2 separate regions of the Homo sapiens genome follow, and region 2 is linked to region 1. The links are chromatin loops, found by intact Hi-C in ENCODE. Cell type or tissue: uterus. All regions are shown on one strand.

Region 1 (5,000 bases):
TGAGGAAGCAGTGATTCAGAAAGCCCAAGGAGCTTGCCGAAGGTCACACAGTAATAAAGAAGCCTGCTTTGCACAAACCCAGGCTTTCTGCCTCCGAGTCCAGGGTTCCTCCCTCGGTTTACTGTTAACATCCAACAGTGCTTCCCAGTCACTGAACAAAAACTTTTAAACACCAGATAAACAGCAAAGCAGTTACTTGCAGGACTAAGTTAAACTCCAAGACAAAAGAAAATAGGAAGCTATGAAACCATTTTAGAAATCACTGAAATAGACAATTATGTAAAATGAGCCCCTCTGAAATCCATGGATGGAGAAGCTGGAAGGCATCCAGATGTCCTATCTCGGTTTTGATCTGTGCTTATGGCATCCTTTGATTCAGATGAAGGACCAGGAATTTGGGGGTAAGAGAAATAAAAAGAGTGATGAAAAAGGCAGTATCTCTATCCAAGAGTTGCAAAAAGAAACTATGACTAATAAGGAAAATTCATTGTAGGAAACTAACCACACGCTACAGGAGGATGGATCAAATTTCTCACCCTTCAGACCAGAAAGTCAAAGGCACAACAAGCAAGCTGCATTTGAAACAATCTTCTGAGTCCTGGTTCAAAGAAAATGAGAGTCCAGTATTCCTGGGAGGATAAAGTGAGGTGGCCTTTGAGGAAGGAGAGCTAAGTGGTGGAGGGGGAAATTTACTTTTTACTCTACTTATAATATCTTTTATGTTTTGAATATGATACTGTGTGTCTATTTTACATATTCAAAAATGAACTGTATTTCAACAAACGATCAAAAGAAAGAGAATGAGAAGGTCTAGGAAGCAATTTCAGCAGGTCAGCTCTTCCCACTCCAGCCTCCTTGTTAGATTTTACCTTTTTCCACCCAATCCCAAAGGCGAGCAGCCCTTACTTTCGGCTCACTGAAATCTACGCTGTTCGGCCTTCAAATCCTGGAGCCACAGAGTTGAAAAAGACCACCTTTTCCAAAGCCCTCACTTTACAGATGGGGCCCAGAGGTGGGAGATTTTCTCAAGCCTCCCTCACTAGTTAGGAGGAAGCTTGGTATTTGAACACAGACCTCTGCCTCCCTCCCAGAGCTGTGGTCCTTCTGTGACCCAAGCTCCTCTCTGCTCAATGCTGATGCTTCATTTTAGGTATCAACTTGACTGGAATCAGGGACACCCAGATCTCTGGTAAAGCATTATTTCTAGGTCTGTCTGTGAGGGTGCTTCTGGAAGGCACTGGCATGTGAACCAGTGGACCCAGTAAGGAAGATCACTCATGTGGGTTGGCACCAGCCAATCAGCTGAGGCCCTGAATAGAACACAAAGGCAGAGGAAAGGCACACTGCTTCTCTCTCTTTCCTGGAGCTGGGGCATCCTTCTTCTCCTGCCCTTAGACATCAGAACTCAGGTCCCCCAGCCTTTGGACTCTAGGACTTGAACCAGCGGCCTCCCCTCAGTTTTCAGGCCTTTGGCCTTAGACTGAAAGCTGCACCATTGGCTTCTCTGGTTCTGAGACTTTCAGACTTACACTGGCCAACGCTCCTGGATTCCCTGGATCTCCAGCTTGTAGATGGCCTAGCATGGGACTTCCCAACCTCCATTATGATGTGAGCCAATCCCCCTAATAACTCCCCTCAGACAGATAGACACACAGATAGATAGGCATATACACACATACACATACACACATGTATACATATATATATGTATATATACTCTCCAGCTGGTTCTATCTGGAGGCCCCTGACTAATGCACACTCAGAGGGCCTGAGCACCAACTGTTAGTATGCACACTGCAGATGTATCAGCCCACCAGGTCATTCTCTTATGCTTTCCCTCTTCTGTGCTTCATCTTCTTACTTCCACAGACCCTTCTAGAACACTCAGGCCCTGCCTCTCACCTGGAGGCAGGACCATCCCCCACAAGGGGAATACAAAATTATGGGCATACGTTTTAAGTCAACACAATGACTGGAGAGTACTACCAGCATTTAACGGGCAGGGGTCAAGGTACTAAGCATCTGCAATATAAGGGACAGTCCCCACAGTGAAGAACTGCCCCACCCAAAACACCCTGTGGAGCAGCCACAGCCCGGTCCTCTCCGTATCGTTTCTCTGAACCGTCTCCCACCTTCCTCCTACACTTCAGGCTGGCAAAGCTGAATGGCCACAGAGCAGATACCCTAAGAAATGCTAGCCCAGTGCTCTCAGAAATAACTTCAACTCGATGGACTGTTGCAGTTACGCACTGTCACAAACAACGATTCTTACTTCAGTCCCACGTAGAGGACAGGCTCCGATGTAATGGATGAGGAAACGGAGGTACTGAGGGGCCAAGTCACTTTCCCGAGCCATGGCTAAAAACTGACAAGACCGCAGCACATGAGCCACACCACGGAAGCCACCCAAGTGTCCCTCCCCAGAGGAGCGGATGAACGTGATGCGGCCTCTACGCATACAATGGGATATTACTCCGCCTTAAAAAGGAAGGGAATTCTGACACACGCCTCAACACGGATGAACCCTGAAGCATTACGCTAACTAAACTACAGCAGACACAGAGGACAAATATTGTATGAGTCCGCTCACACGAGATGCCTAGAGGAGCCAAAACCACGGAAACAGAAAGTAGACTGGTGATTGCCAGGGAATGGGGGAGGAACAGGGAGTTCCTGTTCACTGGGTGCAGTTCCAGTCCTACAAGATGAAAAGTGTTCTGGAGATGGATGGTGGTGACGGTTGCACAACATTATCAATGTATTTAACGTCATTGAACTGTGCATTTAAAACGGTTAAGATAGTAAATTTTATGTGATGTGCTTTTCGACACAATAAAAAAAAATTGACAAGGCTGGCACTCGTTAACTGAGTTCCTAAATCAAAATCCACTCTCCTTAAATTATACCCCAGCCCTAAGGTCTAAATGAAAACATTGCTGCCTTTCCAATACATTGGGCTGTGAGAAATTTAACTACTTTAACTATTAATGGCCCAATCCTGTGCCACAGGGGCCTCATTGAGATGCCAGATTGCTTCTTCAAGACCCTCCAAGGGGGCACGTCAAATTCTGATGGGCCTCACCTTGGACAAGGCTGGGGTTTTTAGACCAGCTTTCACAGCCTGGTAAGACTCCCTCCTCCCCGCAAAAGGAAGGGGATCTACAGAGGGTGGCCAACTTTTCAAAGGGTATTCGGGGCAGGGAGAAGAACTACCTCAATTGTTTAAGAAAGGATAATTTCTGACACACACATACACACACACCACACCACACCACACGCAGGAAATGAAGACCATCATTTGTGTAATAAAGAGCAGGTCTTGAATTGTGTGCCATTAGGTTTATGAGAAAATGTCTACATTGTCCTTATTTTTTTCAGGTTGCTCCAGTGTCAAGACTGACAGTGATCCAGGGACCTTTAGGGCAGACAACTTCATTGTGACAGAATGAGACCTGTGGCCTTTGGACCTCGGTGGGGCCATATGTCACCCCTGCAGGCCCCAGGCCCCCCAAGCCACCAAGAGTCACAGAGGCAGGGAGGGGACAGGAGGAGATCTTGCCCCCACTGCATCTGGCTCTCCTGCCCTCACCATCCGCAGCAGGGGGTACACTACAGCTTCGGCTTTACAAACACAGGGAAAAAGCTAACACAACCTTTAAGCCGCATTAACAGGATCAAGGGATGTATTATTAGTCCTGCTAGCCTCCGAACCATTGAGAGTACTTCTGAAAGACAGTGCTTACTTAGCTTGGGCTCCAGATTTTAAGAGACCCGTTAATAATTTGGAAGGTTTATTAGCAGACTGCAGATCCAAAAATGGTCCTCCTCTATTTGGGAAGATATTGCAGGAAACAATGCTCTAGGAGAGACCACAGCTGGGCCAGCCAGATTGGTCAAATCCACCCTAGAAATGAATTAGGGAGAAGAGATGGCAGCCAGATGGCTTTTTAAATGTTGATAAGCTGAAGTGTGGCCAGAAAAAGAGACCAGAGAATGAGGGAATAAGTCACCTAAAGCATGATGGCAGAATCTAAGCATAAACGCTTAGCAGAGAAAATAAACACACCGTCCATATACACCATGCCCAGCCCCAAGCCCAGGGCAGATCTGATACTCTCCTGCTGACCCTGACACAGCCTCAGAATACTTCTCAACACAGACCGCCAGCTGTCACTGCAATCCAGCACAGTTGGCACATCAGGTAGAAACTATTTCCCACCGCTGATTTAGGAGTACATAAAAGCTGTCTTTATTTTATTTCATTTTATTGAATTTTTTATCTTTTAATTTTACTTTTTATTATTTATTATTTTTATTTATTTATTTACTTTTTGAGATGGAGTCTCACTCTGTTGCCCAGGCTGGAGTGTAGTGTTGTAATCTCTGCTTGGCTCACTGCAACCTCAACCTCCCGGATTCAAGTGATCCTCCCACCTCAGCCTCTCTAGTAGCTGGGAATACAGGTGTGAACCACCACACCTGGCTAATTTTTGTATTTTTAGTAGAGATGGGGTTTCACCATGTTGGCCAGGCTGGTCTCAAACTCCTGACCTCAGGTGATCCACCCACCTCGGCCTCCCAAAGTGTTGGGATTACAGGCGTGAGCCACTGCGCCCAGCCTATTTTATCTTATCTTATTTTATTTTTATTTTATTTTATTTAAATAGAGACAGGGTCTCACTATGTTCCCCAGGCTGGTCTTGAATTCCTGGCCTCAAGTGGTCCTCCCACCTAGGCCTCCCAAAGTGCTGGGATCACAGGTGTGAACCATCATGCCTGGCCAAAAGCTGTCTTCAAATGACGAAACAGCTACCATGAGGCAGCCAGCTTAGATTTTAGTCTGTATTGTTCTAAAGGAGAGAGGCATCTTGCAGTTCCACTCAAGAAAGACTTTCCTAGCAAGACTTTCCAACAATGCAAATAGTCTCATTTCTGAGGTGGTCAGCCCCTTACTGCAGGAAGTTCCAATCAGAAGCCTCATGGTTGTCGAGGACTCTGCA
Region 2 (5,000 bases), 69 kb before region 1:
GGCGCATGCCACCATGCCCAGCTAATTTTTGTAGTTGTGGTAGAGACGGGGTTTCGCCATGTTGGCCAGGCTGTTCTCGAACTCCTGACCTCAGGTGGTCCACTTACCTTGGCCTCCCAAAGTGCTGGGATTATAGGCACGAGCCACTGCGCCTGGCTTTCTCTTTCTCTTTCCTTTCTCTCTGTTTTATGTAAGTTTTTAATATAAGTTTTTATGTTTGACTCAAATACTCAAAATCCCCTTTCCTCCTAAGACATGGCTAACCTAGTTCATATTGAACTCCCTATTTCCATATTCAATCATTCATTTACAGATTCATACAACATTTATTAGCATCTGCCAGGCTCTGTGCTAGGAAAAGAATGTACAACCCTGGGAGAGACTCAGGAGCTTCCCTTGAGGAATTCGGCAGACACTAACAAATACAAAAAATCACAACATTACAATGAGCTAAAACAGGGGTACACACAAAAGAAGAACATCAAGAAGGAAAGGAACTCAGGAAGTAGGGGAGATGGTAGGAACTAAAAGGGCCAGGGAGGTTTCACTGGGCATGCATGCCTGGCCTCAAAGGTTGGATAGGAGTTCACCAGGTGAGGAGAGAGAAGGCATGAGGGATATGGTGAGTGGGCAAAGGCCCTGAGGTCTGGAAGTATGTGACCTGTTCAGGGACTGGCGAGGGGTTCAACAAGGCTAAAAGTTAAGAAGTTTAGCAGGGCATGGAAGAAGCTCAGGCAGAAAGGGCTCCTTGTAGCCATATGGTGAATAGCCTTGAAGGCCATGTTCAGGGGCTTAGGCCTTACCCCACAGTCAATGTTACAGAAAACCTGGTGGCAGCATAGAGGCAAGTGAATCGGTAGAAGAGACTAGTTAGAAGGCTACTGCCATACTACAATTAGGGACAGGGAGACTCAACTAAGACTTATCAATCGAGCTCCTTCCATCAAGCAGGTATTCCACGTGTTGACTGACAAATCCTGGTTTGCTAACTTGTACAAGAACCCCATGCGTGGAGTGCCACAGGGCCCATCTCAAATGCAAAGGTTCTTGTAGTAGAGTTCACACACAGCATTTCCCTTAGACTGCCCAGTTTAGAGTCCCGCTCCACCTGTAGTTGGTGATAAGAGTGGCAGTGATGTGAAGCTGCTGCTATAATAGCAGGGACTTTATAGCCCCAAGCGAAACCAGAGGTGCAGACAGGTAACCCCAGCATCAATTTCTATAACTGATTTCAAAAATTAATGAAAAGGAAGCCAGTCTGGGAGAAGAAGTGGCCTCTAAGTGAAATATAAGTTTACATTTACCCCTCACCTGGTGAACTCCTACTCATACTTCAAGGCCCAATTCAGATGTCTCATGGGAGATGATGAGATTTCATGAGAAAGCTTGGCAGAGTTAAGGGAAGGGCTTCTTCCACACCTTGGCTTAGCACAGGGATGGTTCTAGAGCAACACAGACTGATGGGAACACAGGGGCATCTGAAGGTATGCAGACAGAGAGCACCAGGACCAGGTGCTAGAAGAGGAGCGGGAACCCCACAAGGTACACCCTGCAGGGCGCGAGGACGATGCGTCCCTCTTGGGTGCTTGGCAGGAAGCAGAGGTCAACCACAGCATGAGCAGAATTGTTCATGTACACGTGAGATGCCTCTGGAGACCTGACGCCCAGCGGTGGCAGCCTGCTGTGATGCAATGTAGGCTATGAGTGGCAGAAATGGACCCCCTCCACGCACACCTGCAGTTTGGTAAGACCAGAGACGTGTGGGATGTGAAATTAATCCAGCTAGCACTTACCAAGTACTGAATCTATACCCAACTCTACATCTGTTACTTCTAAAACTTTCCCTACAACACAGACAATACCATTCCCATTGTCAAGATGAGGAGGCTGAAGTTCAGGGAGATTAAATAACTTGCCCAAGGACACACCCCCATTTTTACTTCTTACTTTTGCAGAAGTAAACACAAAACAAGAGGAATGCTTTCTGGAAGTCAGAGCCTGCCAGGCCCCCACCTTGATTTCTTCTACTGTAGAGGACAAGAATATGGGGTTGTGGCAGCCACCAGAGAAGTGGGGTAAGGGGTCAGTAGGCTCAAGGGTTGATCATACTCCAGTCAGATTCAAAACCCATCTGTGCGAGGCAGTTTCACACACCTGATCTCATTTAACACTGACCACAAACCTACAGCAGCCTAGGACTGGGAAACGGTGGTTGAGTTAATGAACTCGGCTGTCAGGTGCTGTAGCCACAACCTGAGCCCCGGACTAGGTGAGCCCAGACTGAAGGCTCCCTGCCCCTAAATCTCAGCCACCTCAGCTTGTCACTCATCAGTGCATCAAAATCCCTGATTCTGGGCACAGAATCATTAGCCAGATGAGCCCTTCCAGGGAAGATTCCAGGCAGAATGATTCATGAGAGAGGAAAGAAAAATAACAATGTGCTCGCAGCAAGAAGCATCCAAGCGCTTCCTTTTGCTCTGCGGGAATTGGATGCATTCTGGCCCAGGTGTTTCCACACAGCCGTCCAGAGTGGTGGCCTCTGGAGAGAGGTGAAGCCTCCAGGAGAAAGGAATGCAGCCTGTGCCAGAGCCACTAAAGCAGATGACATGGGCAGGCCAGGGTCCACCAGGGCTGTGATGGGGCCCAGACCCTCAGATGGTGTCACCACACTCTGGCCTCTCCCTCCCATCTTTCAGAAGCCCCTCTGCAAAGTTTGGGAATAAAAGGCATTAAGCCTCACCTCCCACGCCTGAGATTGTCTCCAGAGCCAGGGAGGGGCTGTTTTGTTGGTTTTCTTCCTCCAAAGCCAGTGAGAGAAATACCCACGGATCCAGTTTAGCTTAAGTGTCCAAGAGAACCTCCATTAGCATCTCAGGGAGGACAACGCTAATCACCAAGGGCATCAACTTCAGGGAGGGAGAAGGAGGAGCAGGAGGAGGAGGAGGATAAAGGGATGAGGGCGGAGATGCCTGCCTCTCCTCCAGAAACGCCGGCTTTTATTTCAGGGACTGGAAGAAGAAAACGCCCTAGAAAAACCATCAACCCCAGCATTTCTCTGTGCTAGGCAGAAAACAAGCAGAGGAATGTGTGCTACAAGCACCAGCAATTTTGGGGGCAGTGCCTCATGGTGTCATGCAGGAAAAGAACATCTAGGAAGTCTTGTTTGTCATTTTCTTGGACTCTGGAAGCATCTTTTCAGAACAGTTTACTCCCAACCATCTCATCTGGGGAGACAGAGGAAGTGCCATGGGGTGAAGCCAGACTTGTCAAATAGCTACTTTGGCAATTATTTGAAACAGGGTACCCCCATTTCCAATAATACCTTACAACCACAGAGTGTTTGATATTTTTTTGAAATCCATTTGCATCCATTATTTATTTGACCCCACGGGGCCTCCAATTTACAATGGAGAACCTGAGATATCAGAAGCCTGGGACGTGGGGCCTGGGACATGGGGCCTACAGACAGGTTCCTCATCTCATAGTCCATCCTTTCTCCACTACCCCATGCTCCTCCCCAGTTCTGGGGGCCAAGTGCTTCTGGAAGAGCAATTCTGCTTCCCATGACACAGCACTTTACAGTTTGTAATCCTTCCCCAAACCTGAGAGTGGGCTGAAGAAAGAATGGATTCCTTGGAATTATGTGAGTTGAGCAGCATCAACATCATTCCCTTATTTCTAGGGAATGAAACTGGAGACTGGGTATGGGGGCTCACTCCTGTAATACCAGCACTTTGGGAGGCTGAGGCAGGCAGATCACAAGGTCGGGAGTTCGAGACGAGCCTGGCCAACATAGTAAAACCCCATCTCTACTAAAATACAAAAAATTAGCCGAGCGTGGTGGCAGGCGCCTGTAATCCCAGCTACTCAGGAGGCTGATGCAGGAGAATCGCTTGAAGCCGGGAGGCGGAGGTTGCAGTGAGCCGAGATCGCGCCACTGCACTCCAGCCCAGGTGACAGTGCAAGACTCCGTCTCAAAAAAAAAAAAAAAAAAGAAAAGAAAAAAAGAAACCTGAAGCTAGAGAGCCCATCTGGCACATGTGTCTTCCCCTAGGTCCCAGTTAGTTGAGAGCTGGCCAAGTTCATTAACTGCACCTCAGTTTCCTAATCCTAAGCTATGACCCAGGACTTTTGATGTCCCATGAGGCAGGTTAATTGCATTAATAGCCCCACTTCTTCAGTCTCTCCTTGTATCCATAATCGTTGCCATGTGTCTACAATTCCTTTCTCACTAAAGGGGCAAAATCTAGTTCCCCACTCCTTGAAACAGAGCTGCCCTGTGACTTGCTTTGCCCAGTAGAATGTGCTACTCCAGCTACAGTCGGGCTCCAAGATGCCTTGAGTGTCTCTGTTTGCTCTTGCACCCCTGCCATCACCAGCAGCACATGTCTGGGCTGGCCTGCAGGAGGGTGAGGGAAAAAGCAGTGGCGCTGCACTGCCCTAGTCACCTTAGCCAAACAGCCAACCTCAGACATGCAAGTAATCCCAGCCAAGTTCAACAGAACTGCCTAGCTGACCTCCAGATAACTCCAGACATGTGAGCAATAAATACCTGTTACTGATGTCACCAAGGTGATATGGTTGTCACGCACAATTCTACGGCAGTAGCTAACAGGCTCAAACCACCTAGCACCTGTTTCCCCCATCTATTCATGCACCCCATCCAGCCAGCCATGGCTCCATCCATTCATTCACCATGGGTTTGTTGAGTGCCCCCGACGTGTCCAATACCGTGCAGGTGCTGGGGAAACAGTGGTGGGCAAAGAACACACCTGCCCCTTTCTTCATGGAGTAAACAGACCACGAAGGAGGACTGACAAGCAACTGTAATCCAGTGAGATGAACACTGGGATAGGGCAAGTGCAGGGCACAGGGTGGATACAGGGAGGTGAGCCTAATGAGATGAGGGGGTGCCAGGGAGATCAAGAGGGGGTCCCGAAAGTAATGGCATCTCAGCTGAAATCTAAAGGCTGAAGAGGAGTGGGCCAGGGAAAGAGCTA

What was found. Hi-C counts contacts between places; a loop is a spot of excess contacts. Peaks named below come from ENCODE experiments on the same cell type or tissue, not always from the same donor. Only the 100,000 strongest peaks of a DNase experiment are listed, where the experiment ranks them.
Region 2: it touches region 1 in a loop (10-fold over the local background); 2 of 110 quality-filtered maps call a loop at or near these places.

Annotation. Positions count from the first base shown.
Region 1 is chr3:9,214,353-9,219,352 of GRCh38, forward strand. The region is part of intron 1 of SRGAP3 (SLIT-ROBO Rho GTPase activating protein 3); the gene reads right to left. It overlaps SRGAP3-AS3 (SRGAP3 antisense RNA 3), which reads left to right and starts at 2,543. Exons shown (of 5, transcript NR_103443.1): 1 at 2,543-2,637; 2 at 3,010-3,124; 3 at 3,379-4,201; 4 at 4,857-5,000. In uterus, no CTCF peak of the experiment used is centred here; a DNase peak (open chromatin) is centred at 2,619; H3K27ac peaks cover 3,603 bases.
Region 2 is chr3:9,145,238-9,150,237 of GRCh38, forward strand. The region is part of intron 1 of SRGAP3 (SLIT-ROBO Rho GTPase activating protein 3); the gene reads right to left. Among named protein-coding and RNA genes, the nearest start is that of SRGAP3-AS2, 45 kb to the right of the region's middle. In uterus, no CTCF peak of the experiment used is centred here; DNase peaks (open chromatin) are centred at 1,617, 2,524 and 2,834; H3K27ac peaks cover 3,468 bases.